Linked DNA regions of Homo sapiens: region 1 is linked to region 2. The links are chromatin contacts, found by Hi-C or POLR2A ChIA-PET in ENCODE. All regions are on one chromosome and are shown on one strand. The core of a region is the stretch at or near the end of the contact, and the rest is flanking DNA. Distances in the headings are between cores, read along the strand shown.

Region 1 (6,476 bases), core at 3,709-6,208, 120 kb after region 2:
AATGTCAAAACAGAAGAACAGGGTCAAAAAACCATTTTAAAGATAATTCAAAATAACTACTGCATTAAGACACCATCTCTAAGAGCCCATTACTAACCATTTTCTCTGAGATGTTGCCTTGTTCTGTTGTCCCAAATGGCCTTTAGAACGATCTGCAACCAGTGTTTTCAATACAAGTGTTTTCCTTTTACATTTGGTAAGTAATTTAAAAATCTGTTTCTAAAACTACCAGTTCAACCAAATGGAGCTCATAACTCTGCGCCCAAATCTTTAGAGACACTGAAAATGCACACTAAAGTTACTTAGTCCACAATTCTTATTAAATAATGTTCTTTGATGGTCAGGATAATGTTCAAAGTCACTGTGCAAATTGCTCATGTCATATAAAATACTAGATTTCACTGTTTCTTTCTTTCTTTTTTTTTTTTTTCTTGAGACGGAATTTCACTCTTGTCGCCCAGGCTGGAGTGCAATGGTGCCATCTCGGCTCACCGCAACCTCCACCTCCTGCGTTCAAGCGATTCTCCTGCCTCAGCCTCCCAAGTAGCTGGGATTACAGGCACCCATCACCATGCCTGGCTAATTTTATATTTTTAGTAGAGATGGAGTTTCTCCATGTTGGTCAATCTGGTCTCGAACTCCCGACCTCAGGTGATCTGCCTGCCTCAGCCTCCCAAAGTGCTGGGATTACAGGCGTGAGCCACCACACTCGGCCAGATTTCACTGTTTCATAATAAATTTTGAAGATTATATCAAGCATTTTAAAATACACCCAACATGATTGTCTCCCTATCAGAAATAATTCTTTTCTAAACCAGAAGAATCCTCAGGTAGGTCTCCTTAGCTATACTCGTTAAGCTATATGGCTATATTTGTTAAGCAAACATAGCTATATTTGTTAAGCCAACTTTTTAAAACCTCATTTGTAATTAAGAAGGTGTTCGCCTTCTTGATCTACTGATTGGGCAAAGAGGACTTCCTTGTATCTATGGAGAAGGATACATAACTTTCACACTGATTGGATATGTAAACCAAGTCGCTGGCAAACTATTACTTTAAACACAGTCATTGAAATAGAAGCCTGGCAATTCTTGGACTAACATGTGGGAAATAATGTATGTGTGAGCACATGCCTGTGCCAACTTTCAAAAAGTAAAATATAAGTACAGGAAGTACCTACATACTCCCTAACAAAAGCAAAGTAAATATACAGATCTGGATGAACATCCCCAAATTCTGTGCTTAATCTTCAAGTTGAGATGTTCTATCAGTCTGAGAAAATTATAGTATATATTTTTAAATACTTTTTTCAACTGGAGTCTATGTATAGAGCAAAAATAAACCAATAAATACTGCAGAAAAATATGAAGAAAAAAATAAAACACTAATAATTATACCACTGTCAATACTGTGTTTCACAGCCTCCCCAGACTTTTTTCTTGGCATATGTGTATATGACTTGGAGTTTTTCAAATATAAAGTTGCACCACAAAACTGTTTTGCAACATGCTTTGTTTTATTTTATTTTTCCATCCAATAGCAAATGAGGGTCAGCCGGGTGCAGTGGCTCACACCTATAATCCCAGCACTTTGGGAGGCCAAGGCAGGCAGATCAGTTGAGAGGTCAGGAGTTGGAGACCAGCCTGGCCAACATGGTGAAACCCCGTCTCTACTAAAAATATAAAAATTAGCCAGATGTGGTGGCATGTGCCTGTAATTCCAGCTACTTGGGAGGCTGAGGTGGGAGAATAGCTTGAACCCGGGAGGTGGAGGTTGCAGTGAGCCGAGATTGTGCCACTGCACTCCAGCCAGAGTGACAGGGCAAAGCTCCATTAAAAAAAAAAAAAAAAAAGTAAATGAAGGTCAATGTTTAAATAATAAATATAGCTCTACATCTTCAATTCTCTCATAACTCATTTAACCCATCTTTCACTGATGGACAAGTTTCTTTCAACATTTTGCTTTTATAAACAATACTGAAATGAACACTGTTTACATATAAGCACTTATCAAATTAGTCCTTTCAGACAAATTCTTAGAAGTAGAAAGACTGTATCAAAGAATGTAGCTTTCAATACATATTGCCAAAGTGCCTTCCAGAAAAATCATGCCAGTTGACACTACCAGCAGCAATATATGAGAGTGCAGGCTTCACACTCTGATCTTCCCTGGCTATGAATATTCCTTTTCAATTGTTGCCAATCTAATAGGCAAAACAAATGGTAACTTCTGGTTGCTTTCACTGAATTTTCTTTTTATACAAATACTGATATATAGGAGCAGTAGGTCCGTGTTATACTGAAGAGCAAGAATTTCAGAGGCAGACAGCCCTGGGCTGCAACAGTTTTGCTAAATGTGTGATCTAGGACAAGCTGCTTTAGCTCCCTAAATTGGACTGTCCTCATTGCACAATGTAAATAATTGCACCTGTCTCATAGTATTTTCTTAAGCAAGATATGATACTAGCCCAGTGCTTGGCAGACAATAAACAGTAAATGGTACCTGCTAGTAGTAGTGATAGTGATATAGTAGTAGTAAAGAATTCAGCGGCCATTTGTATTTCTTCTCTTGCAAATTACCTTTTCATATCTTTGGTCTGATTTTGTCGTGGAGAATGCATCTCTTATTTATTAACCTGTAAGAGCTCTTTATAAACTATGGGCAATAACCCTTTGGCCACTATATATATAGCCAACATTTTCTCCACATTGACATTAGTTTTTAATATTATGGTGTTCTTTGTAATTTTTGCTTAGTAATCTAAGATTTTTTTTTTTTTTTTTTGAGACGGAGTCTCTCTCTTGTTGCCCAGGCTGAAGTGCACTGGCGCAATCTCGGCTCACTGCAATCTCTGCCTCCCAGGTTCAAGCAATTCTCCTGCCTCAGCCTCCCGAGTAGCTGGGATTTCAGACATGCACCACCACGCCAGGGTAATTCTGTATTTTTAGTAGAGATGGGGTTTCTCCATGTTGGTCAGGCTGGTCTCAAACTCCAACCTCAGGTGATCTGCCCGCCTTGGCCTCCCAAAGTGCTGCAATTACAGGCATGAGCCACCGTGGCTGGCTGTAAGATCTCTTTTTAAAATTTATTTAGTTTCTGCTATTGGTATCATGCTTACAAAGATCTCTGCTACCACAAGATTATAAATAAAGATTAAGTATATATTTTGTGCTTTTATAGATTCTTTAGTTTTTTAACATAAAATCTTTAAACATAAACAATATTGCTATTAAGTAGGAATTTAACTTTATCCTTTTCTTCCTCTAAATGACTAGTATGTAATCCCAATGCCTTTTACAAATCTCATCACTGACTTGATGTGCCACCCTGGCATTAAAGAGTTGATAATTCCTAACCTGAAATTCTGAAATCATAAAGCTCTGAAAACAGAGTCTTTTGTTTTTTGCGGTTTGGTGCTTAAATTCATTTGGTGGCAAAACTTGACCTGAGCTAATGTGAGGCTATTTCTGGTCTTTATCATCCCATTTAGTGTCCGTATTAATCTGTTCTGCTGTGGAAATTTACATGAATTTGATTATGAGATACTGCTAAAAACCCTAAATTTTGAAATATAACTGGCCCCAAACATTTCAGATAAAGGACTGTGAACCTGTACTAGGTTTCCATGTATACTCAAGCCTGCTTCTAGACTTCCTGTTGTAGCTATGCTCTTATTTTCTCTTTTATTTCAATAAATGCAATAAATTACATTGATTTTCAAATGCTAAACCCTTGTATTTCCAGGATAAATCCCATTTGGTAATGATATATTATCCTTTTTCTGTTTTGCTGGATTCCATTTGTTAATATATTGTTGATGATTTTTGCATCTATGCTTAAGGCTATAACTTTTTCTTGTAGTGCCTTTGTCAAGTTTTGGTATCCAGATTATACTGGCTTCCAATTTCTTAGTTTGTCTACCATTTTGTTTATATTTACTATATTTTATGTTTTAATACTTGATGAGATAAAATTTTCCCCTCTTTTTCATTCTTCACTAGTCTCAGGCAATGTTTTTCTGAACTTTACCGTATTTTATCAAATTTCATAGAATAAAAATAACATTACAGCTTATGCTGGAACTGTATTAAATTTTAGGTTAATATGGACAAAAAGTGATATTGACGTATTTACTACATTGACTCGTTTCACCAATGAACATGTTTCTCTATTTATTCAAGTGTTCTTTTATGTGCCTTAGTTAAGTTTGGAAGAGTTCTTCATAAAGGTCTTGCCCAATTTCTGTTAAGTTTATTCCTATGTATTTTATAATCACTCTGATAATTTCAACTCTATTCATGCCTGTGCTACCATATTTCATTAGTTCTGATTATCAATTATAGATAGCTGCTGTAATTGTTTCCATGCTGCTATAATTGTTTCCGTGGAAGGGTAGAATGCCTTGTGGAAGAAAGGAGCCAAACGTGACTGTTTCATTTATTTAACAAACATGTATTGAACACGTAATATGTACCCAGCACTGAGAATTCAAAGAGTGATAAGACAATATCCCTGTCCTCAAGGGTTCACAGTCCAGGGGGCAGATAAACAAGTTGCATATAGTAACACGCAAGTTCTGTGTTAGAGGAGAGTACAGGAGAAAAACACAGTCTACCTCCAGGAGTAGAGAGTATTGTCAGGAAAAACTTCTATAGAGCTGACTCTTGGGGTGGGTCCCAGTTTCCCCCTTGAACAGGTGTGGTGATGAGGAGGCACATCCAGAAACTGCATTAAGTCCTTCAGACTTAAGAACGTCATCAATACAGTGCTGAGTGCACCCTGCCTTCCATGTCACAGCATGGCAGCAAATCCCTTTGGCTTGCTGGCCTCTCCATGGCTCAGCTCTCCTGGCTGCCTGTCACTGAACTGGGCACTGAGCACTGTGGGTCACCGAGCCACATTTCCCTTACATGCCTCTGCTCATATAACTTCAGGAAAAGGACATCAGTGTCCAGCTGAGTTACTACAGCTTCAGTTGCTAACTGGCCTGGCTCTAGATTCCTTAAAGCCCATAAAGTGCTATCACTTATTACTTCACAGGGACATCATGTTCTGGGAGAAAATCGTTCTATTTCATGCCTAAAATGGTAACAAAGCAAGTGAAAGCTGATCTGCTGTGTGTCTCCTGGATAGTGACAGGTTCTGGTACCCAAATAAGCAGACCTAATGAAGCTCAGAGATTCCCAGCTTGGATGAACTATTTACTCCTCATGAGCTCAATATTAACTGTGGAGTCATCTTGCAACTACAGAGCCCTTTGCAGAGTGACCACAGGAAGCCAGGCATGGAGGAAGAAGGCGACAATAAGCAGTCACTTGTGTTATTACTGAAGAGACCACAGGGATCTGTCCAATTATTCAAATGCACATCTGGAAAAAATTCACCTGTCTTGAACTCTTGTTTGTTCAACAGCAAAACAAGCAAAAGCACCACAAAATGCTCAATCAGGGCGATCTTTTCAATTGTGGAGTCTGAACGTTTTCCCACCTGAGCATCATAAATAAGGCAAATTGCATAATAGGATAATAATAGTTGTTGCTGAAAGATGCAATCATAAAATAAAAGGACCTTTCGAAATCTGAGTATAGATGGTAATTATCCAGGAATGGAATACAAAGAGGAGCAATTTCAAGGTTCCTGCTTCGTCTTGTTATCGTGAAACTGAGACGGCCAAATGCCAAAGAGGGCTCTTTCAGTTACAAGAGACCTTCCAATGTCTTTGACAACAGTGCTATTCCCTTCTGTTAGAGTGCTGTAGTACACCATCTTGTATATCCGTCTAATCTCAAATGCCACAATTCACAAAGTTGCCACTTGTTCTTTCCTGCTACCAAAACCAGAATTCTAGCTGGTAAGCTCCACAGCAGAAAAAAAAAATGAGGAAAAAAGTAATAAATTGTGGTTCTTTATACTTCAGTGTTATTATTGTATTTATAAATAAATACAATGTATGTATGTATATATCTGAATAAGATCCTTTCCTGATAAAGAGATGTACCCCTCCAAGTAGAGTACTAGTAAAGCTTCCTTCTCTAATGTAAAAAGCAAGACCTGAGATAAATAAAATAGGTAAATGTAAAAATACATTTATGGCCCCAAATAAATACATGCTCTCAAATAAACAGACCTAACAAAGTTGAGGGAGTCATTAAAAAACTAAACTATTGGCCAGGTGCTGGGGCTTATGCCTATAATCCCAGCACTTTGGGAGGCCAAGGCAGGTGGATCACCTGAGGTCAGGAGTTCGAGGCCAGCCTGGCCCATATGGTGAAACTCCATCTCTAATCAAAATACAAAAATTAGCTGGGCATGGTGGTGGGTGCCTGTAATCCCAGCTACTTGGCAGGCTGAGACAGGAGAATCGCTTGAACCTGGGAGGCGAAGGTTGCAGAAAGTCGAGATTGCACCATTGCACTCAGCCAGGGTGACAAAAGTGAAACTCCATCTCAAGAAAAAAAAAAAAAAAAAAAAAAAAC
Region 2 (6,199 bases), core at 142-2,641:
GAGGGGTCCACCTCCACAGCCCGCAGCCCGTTGTGCAGGCTCTGGAAGGTGGCCTGCTTCCCGAAGCGCTGCCGCCAACGGATGAAGGCCTCCACCACCTGCGACTGCACGTTGTGGGGGTGGTTGGCCTTACAGCGGTAGATATCCGTCTGGGACAGTCCCAGAGACAGCACCATGGGCTCCCACTCAGGGCCCAGCCTCTGGGCCAGCTGGTTAATCTGCCGGTCTGATGGGGAGCTGTTGAGGATGTGCGAGGGGATCCCAGTCAATCTGTCACCTGAGGAGGAAAAAGACACCCCGGTGAAATGAGCAAGGCAACAAACACATCATTTGGGGGCAGAAATGAGAATCGTGGGGAGAAGAAGGCAATGCTTCCAAATGGCAGAGCCAATTGGCTCTTGTCTTCTTCCTGGGGGCTGCTCTGTACAACGCCATGATTCAGGGCTTCAATGCTGTTAAGTATCTGTGAAAATGTTTTTACAGAAACTTTTTTTTTTTTTTTTTTTGAGACGGTGTTTCACTCTGTCACCCAGGCTGGAGAGCAATGGCATGATGTTGGCTCACTACAAACTCCACCTCCTGGGTTGAAGTGATTCTCCTGTTTCAGCCTCCCAAGTAGCTGGGATTACAGGCAACTGCCACCATGCCCAGCTAATTTTTGTATTTTTAGCAGAGACAGGGTTTCACCATGTTGGCCAGGCTGGTCTTGAACTCCTGACCTCAGGTGATCCACCTGCCTTGGCCTCCCAAAGTGCTAGGATTACAGGCGTGAGCCACAGCACCCTGCCTGTTACAGAAACTTTGAAAGCAACAAAATAAAAATAACTAGAAATCCCACCAGAAAAACTCATTGATAATAACTAGTCTATTTTCTTTGATATATAAAACACACATGAAGGGTTACCTCGTACATGCTGCTTTGTAACAGGCTTTTTTCACTTCTATCCCTTTTACTCAAGGCCAGGCAAGGCATTCTGGGGGAATTCAAGAATGGCTGCACAGACCCCAGCTCCCTCTGGCACTGTCTGTGGCCTTAGTGATGGGGCCTGTTCCAAGGCTGGGAATGCCCCTCCCTGCAGGAAAGGCACGTGCTAGAGGACAAAGGCTAAACCAAACAGCTACCCTCGCCGATGAGGTTGAACTTGAAATATTACCGAGAAAACGTGTAGCTGCTAACAGAAGCCAGAGCCAAGAGGGCTGCTGAGAACAAAATAAACCTAAGAGGCCATAGGGTAGCAGGAAGGGAAGAGAGCGGGGTTTGTTCATAGCAGAGGCCACAAGAGTGGAGTTACCGTTCTGGCAGAGCCCAGAAGAGGAACAGGAAGTATGAGACGGGGCAACGAGGAAATCTGACCTTACACTTCCTGAACTAGATTCTTATTTGCCTGAGGCCAGTCTGCTAAGAAGCATGACATTGAGTGAATGGTTATAAATGTGCCCAGCAAAACCAGTGAGCAGTGCCTTTGGTTATACAGAGGAGCTCCTAACTTCATTAGGGAAGGCCTTCCAGGGGAAGGAGGCTAAAGCTAAGCCCTGAACACTAGGAGGAGGAGCTGGGTGATGAAGGAGGAACAGGGCGTGGCGCATCTCGAGAAGAGAGAATTGCATGTGCAAAGGCCCAGAGGCAGGAGAATCGCAATGGAGGAAGTGAAAGGCACTCACAGCAGCCAAGTGCAGAGATTGAGACGGACTCCAAACATCCAAAGTCATTTGCTAGGTTCAGACATTTGTTTGACAGCACAGTACACTATACTCCCATCCATCAGCATCACAGGGATTCAGGTCAGTCTACTTCATGCTCATCAGTCCACTATTGTGTTTTGATTTATGATTCAATAAGAAGGCAAAGGCACCTTATTACAAGAGCTGATGTTTTCCACAGCCCATGTCTTTGGCCTCTGGGCAGCGGCCAGCACCTTAGAGATGAGTTGCAAAAATATTGTCAAGGGCTCTTTCTGGTGTTTGTCAACACTACAATTTAAAAAACAATGACTATGACGCAATTAGAATACTGATGACACTACTGATCAATAGTTGAGATTAACAGCAATGATTTTACGGCTTGTATAAAAACATAGGCTCATTAAAAAAAAAATAAAGCAACAGAAAACAGCGCAAAGAAGAAAAGAAATCATCCAATATCCCGCTATTGTGTTTACAGTTGGTGACCATCATTCTGGATATCTCTGTATGCACATACACTGGTAGAAGGCTAGATAGAGGGTAATGGGTTCATTTAAAATGATAACATATGACCTTTTCTTTCCAGTAAGAGCTATGTAATTTTGTTTGGATGTAACAGAAGAAAAAGCAGAAGTGAAACAAAATGACATTCTGACCAGCGGTTACAAGTTAACATACTTGAAAACATACACACACACAATTTAATGCACAGAAAAAAGTTACGAAAACTCAAGGGTTAACTGCATGTTTTTATAGAAATACTCTATAATTACTTTACATTTCCTCTCCACTTCCTCACACTTGATTTTTTTTCACTTACATAATTTTTATTTTGCCAGATGCCTAATAGTTATACATTTCTTTAACAATCATCCATGCCCCCTTGCCCCATTGTTTAGTCCTAAGGTGGCATTGTAATGGTTGAATGCTCACCAGTGTTTTGTTGTTGTTGCTGTTGTTACTGTTCTTCATCTGTGGCTTTTCTACTCCTGGGTCTGTTCTTCTGATTTGAGTCATTTGGGTCAATTTCATCACAGGGAGGTTTTTTTTTTTTTTTTTTTTTTTCAAGCAATGCTCATGACTGCCATAGTCTCTTGACTTCTTTCAGGTCAAGGCATCCTGCTTATTGCCTTCACTGGAATAATAACTTAATATTTAGAGAACAATTTTATATTATTTTTATCTTTTTATATTCTTAACAGTATAATATAAAATTATATTCATAATTTTAAATTATATTATTTAAATAATGTTATTTCCCTTAAAAGTTTGTAGACCTTGTTCGTACTTTATGGTAGGGGTTGCTGATGTGGAGAATTCTGATACCAACTTAGTCATCCAGTATTTTGTGTAACTTGCTTTTCCTGTCTGAGGTCTAAATACTGAAACTTTAGACCAGGGTATATGTTATCCATTCTACATCTGCACTTTCAGATATGTGGCATAACCTTCTTTTTTTCTGAGACGGAGTCTCGCTCTGTCATCCAGGCTGGAGTGCAGTGGCGTGATCTCAGCTCACTGCAAGCTCTGCCTCCTGGGTTCATGCCATTCTTCTGCCTCAGTCTCCGGAGCAGCTGGGACTACAGGTGCCTACTACCATGCCTGGCTAATTTTTTTTTGTATTTTTAGTAGAGATGGGGTTTCACTGTGTTAGCCAGGATGGTCTCGATCTCCTGACCTTGTGATCCGCCTGCCTCAGCCTCCCAGAGTGCTGGGACTACAGGCGTGAGCCACTGTGCCTGGCTGGCATAACCTTCTAACCAAAGATTCAGTTGTTTCTTCCTTTTGGGAAAATCTTCCTGGGTCACATGGTTGCATTCTTTTCTTGCTCCATATGCTGGATGGCTGTGCCTCTCCTCCATGGCTGTTATATTGTCCTTATTGCTTTAATCCCCTCCTTGGGATTATCTCACTCTTTGATTTTCAGCTATGTCCATCGTGTGTGTGTGTGTGTGTGTGTGTGTGTGTGTGTGTGTGTGTGTTCTGGTTTTAACGTTGTATTGTGTTTTTGTTCTTTATTTCTTTTCTTGGCTCTATCTTTTAAAAAATCCATTCCACTTCACACTCATTAGGAGAGCTACTATCAAAACAAAACAAAACAAAACAAAAAACAGTAAGTCCCAAATGTTGGCAAGGGTGTGGAGAAATTGGAACCCTTGTGCACTATTGGTGGGAATGGAAAATGGTGCAGGTGCTGTGGAAAACAGTATGGCAGTTCCTCAAAAATTTAAAAATAGAATTAGCATATGATCCAGCAATCCCACTTCTGGGTATATACTCAAAAGAATTGAATGCAGGGACTCAAAGAGAAATTCGTACACCTATGTTCATAGCAGCGTTATTCACAATAGCCAAAGGTGGAAGCAAACTGAGTATCCACTGGATGAATGGATACGCAAAATGTCAGAGACATACAATAGAATATTATTCAGCCTTAAAAAGGATGGAAATTCTGACACATGATCCAACATGGATGAATCTTGAGGACATTACACTAAGTAAAATAAGCCAGTCACAAAAGGACAAATACTTTCTGATTCTATTCATATGAGGTACTTGGAGTTGTCGAATTCAGATACAGAAAGCAGAATGCTGGTTGCCAGGGGGTGGGGGAGGGAGAAATGGGGAATTATTGTTTAATGGGTACAGAGTTCCAGTTTTGAAAGATGAAGACTTTTGGAGATTGGTTATAAAACAATGTGAAGGTACTTAACACAACTGAATTGTACATTTAAAAATGGTTACAATGGCAAATTCTATGTTATGTACATTTTACCACAATTAAAAATAAAAATTAAAAGAATCCCATTGTTGTTTTATCATGATGACATCTTGAGTTTTTGTTTCTACTCAATTGATGCTGAGTCTTTCTATAGCATAAAATACTTGTGAGGTTGAGTTTTCTAGGACTGGGTTTTCTTATAGACCAGATTGGTTGTATGTTTATTTTTGCAAGCTGTGTTCCTTTCTTTTCTTTATTAAAAATATATATATATATATTTAATAGAGACAGGGTCTTGCTGTGTTGCCCAGGCTGGTCTCAAACTCCTGGCCTCAACTGATCCTCGTGACCCAGCCTCCCAAAGTTTTGGGATTACAGGTGTGAACCACTGTGCTCAGCCAACAAGCTGTGCTCCTCTCTTGCATTCCTCTGCTGCAGCATTTCACAGAACAGTCATGACACTCACTGCCATCTTGTTCATACTTATAACGTGAACATCTCTGTCCAGAACTGCTCTTTGCTCTCCCAGAGCAAGCTGATGTATCTTTTGACACTCTCCTCACTTTATAGGGAACCAGGTGTCGTTCTACCTCTGAGCTACAACTTTAGGTTGGCTGCTGCTTTCCATGAACACTTCTGCCATGGAGGAGAGGCAGGAGTCATGAGGCCTGTCCTTGGGGGCTCTATACTCTGTCCTCTTTTGGAGGGGAGTTAAATGTCTTAGACCAGGGCCCACTCTGCCAAACCAGGGCAGACTCACTCCTATGGTCTCTTTCCTGTAACTCAACACAGAGACTAGGAGATGGCCTCCCCAGGTGCCTTCCTAACTCTGCCAAGGGTTTTGTTTTTTGTTTTTTGTTTTTTTAACTTTTACCAAGTCTATCCACTCACCTCCTCAACCAGCTGCTTCCCATATTGATCTGTATTAGGAGGAACCCTCAGGAACTGGTCCTCTCGCCTTCCTTTTCCAGTACTGCTTCTGAGGGGCTACGGTGGGGTGCACCCTTCCTTGCCTGCCACTTTTCAAAGTGGTTGAAATAAAGCTGTAATTGTTTTTTGTTTGTTTGCTTGCTGCAAGAGCCTGTGGGGCTGGGTTTGATTTTGTTTCTAACTGCATTTTCGTTCTGTTGGTTGGGTGTTGGGAAGGGAGTGTCTGTGTTTCTGCTATACTCTGTCATCCTTCTCTCTCATTCTTGGCCAACATGAATGCAACATATGCTTCGAGCCAATTATTTGGAAGTAAGGACAGAGTTTGCTCTGATTCTTCCACACTTTCAGGGTCACTTAGCCCTTGTAAATAGGGCCACATAACTGGGAGATGGCCAGCAGTCTGTGGACACAGGCCGGAGCAAAGGTAATTGGCACATAAGCACCACCCCACCAAGCAGATCAAGCCTTTCCAAATGGACATCTTTGCACATATAGAGAGGCAATCACAGCTGTTTGTGCTGTCTGACCTCTATCAGGGACAGTATCCTCATGAGACCCGTTCAGTTCGTGAATTCTGCTGAACACAAGGTTACTTAAAAATGAGAGTCCCAAGGATGTCAACTCTCAAGGATATACTACATAAAATCAGGTCAAGCCATAAATTAATCCACTGCGACCATCTGGCTACTACTTCTCAAAGCTAGCATGCATGCCACTAGCGGAGTGCAAGATGAACATTCTGTATTGCAATAGTCATCTATTTTAATATGATTAGAAAAATATCAATAGCATTTCAAACTCATGATTGCAAGGATCACAATAAGTAAATTAAAATGCAGATATAGAATGACAACTAAAAACTTA

Evidence for each region. A loop is a pair of places that touch in the nucleus more often than their neighbours do. ChIA-PET counts read pairs that join two places held with the same protein, here RNA polymerase II (POLR2A). Pooled maps may share reads with other maps.
Region 1: a loop to region 2 is called in a pooled map, with 4 times the contacts of the local background. The contact joins two enhancer-like sites. A Hi-C loop is called at or near these places in 1 of 168 maps with a recorded cell type or tissue (naive thymus-derived CD4-positive, alpha-beta T cell) and 3 of 50 pooled maps. POLR2A ChIA-PET finds 5 or more read pairs at or near these places in 2 of 52 experiments (MCF 10A and naive thymus-derived CD4-positive, alpha-beta T cell).

The regions. Positions count from the first base shown.
Region 1 is chr12:93,726,094-93,732,569 of GRCh38, reverse strand. All of the region lies in intron 2 of CRADD (CARD and death domain containing adaptor protein), which reads right to left. The region is part of intron 2 of CRADD-AS1 (CRADD antisense RNA 1); the gene reads left to right. Among named protein-coding and RNA genes, the nearest start is that of CRADD-AS1, 8.5 kb to the left of the region's middle. Within about 2 kb of position 4,958, at least 7 of the 41 ENCODE cell types and tissues checked have a DNase peak (open chromatin) inside an H3K27ac peak, as active enhancers do.
Region 2 is chr12:93,844,048-93,850,246 of GRCh38, reverse strand. It overlaps CRADD (CARD and death domain containing adaptor protein), which reads right to left. Exons shown (of 3, transcript NM_003805.5): 3 at 1-277. Among named protein-coding and RNA genes, the nearest start is that of CRADD-AS1, 110 kb to the right of the region's middle. RefSeq lists an enhancer at 1,188-1,287 and a silencer at 2,204-2,253. Within about 2 kb of position 1,391, at least 11 of the 41 ENCODE cell types and tissues checked have a DNase peak (open chromatin) inside an H3K27ac peak, as active enhancers do.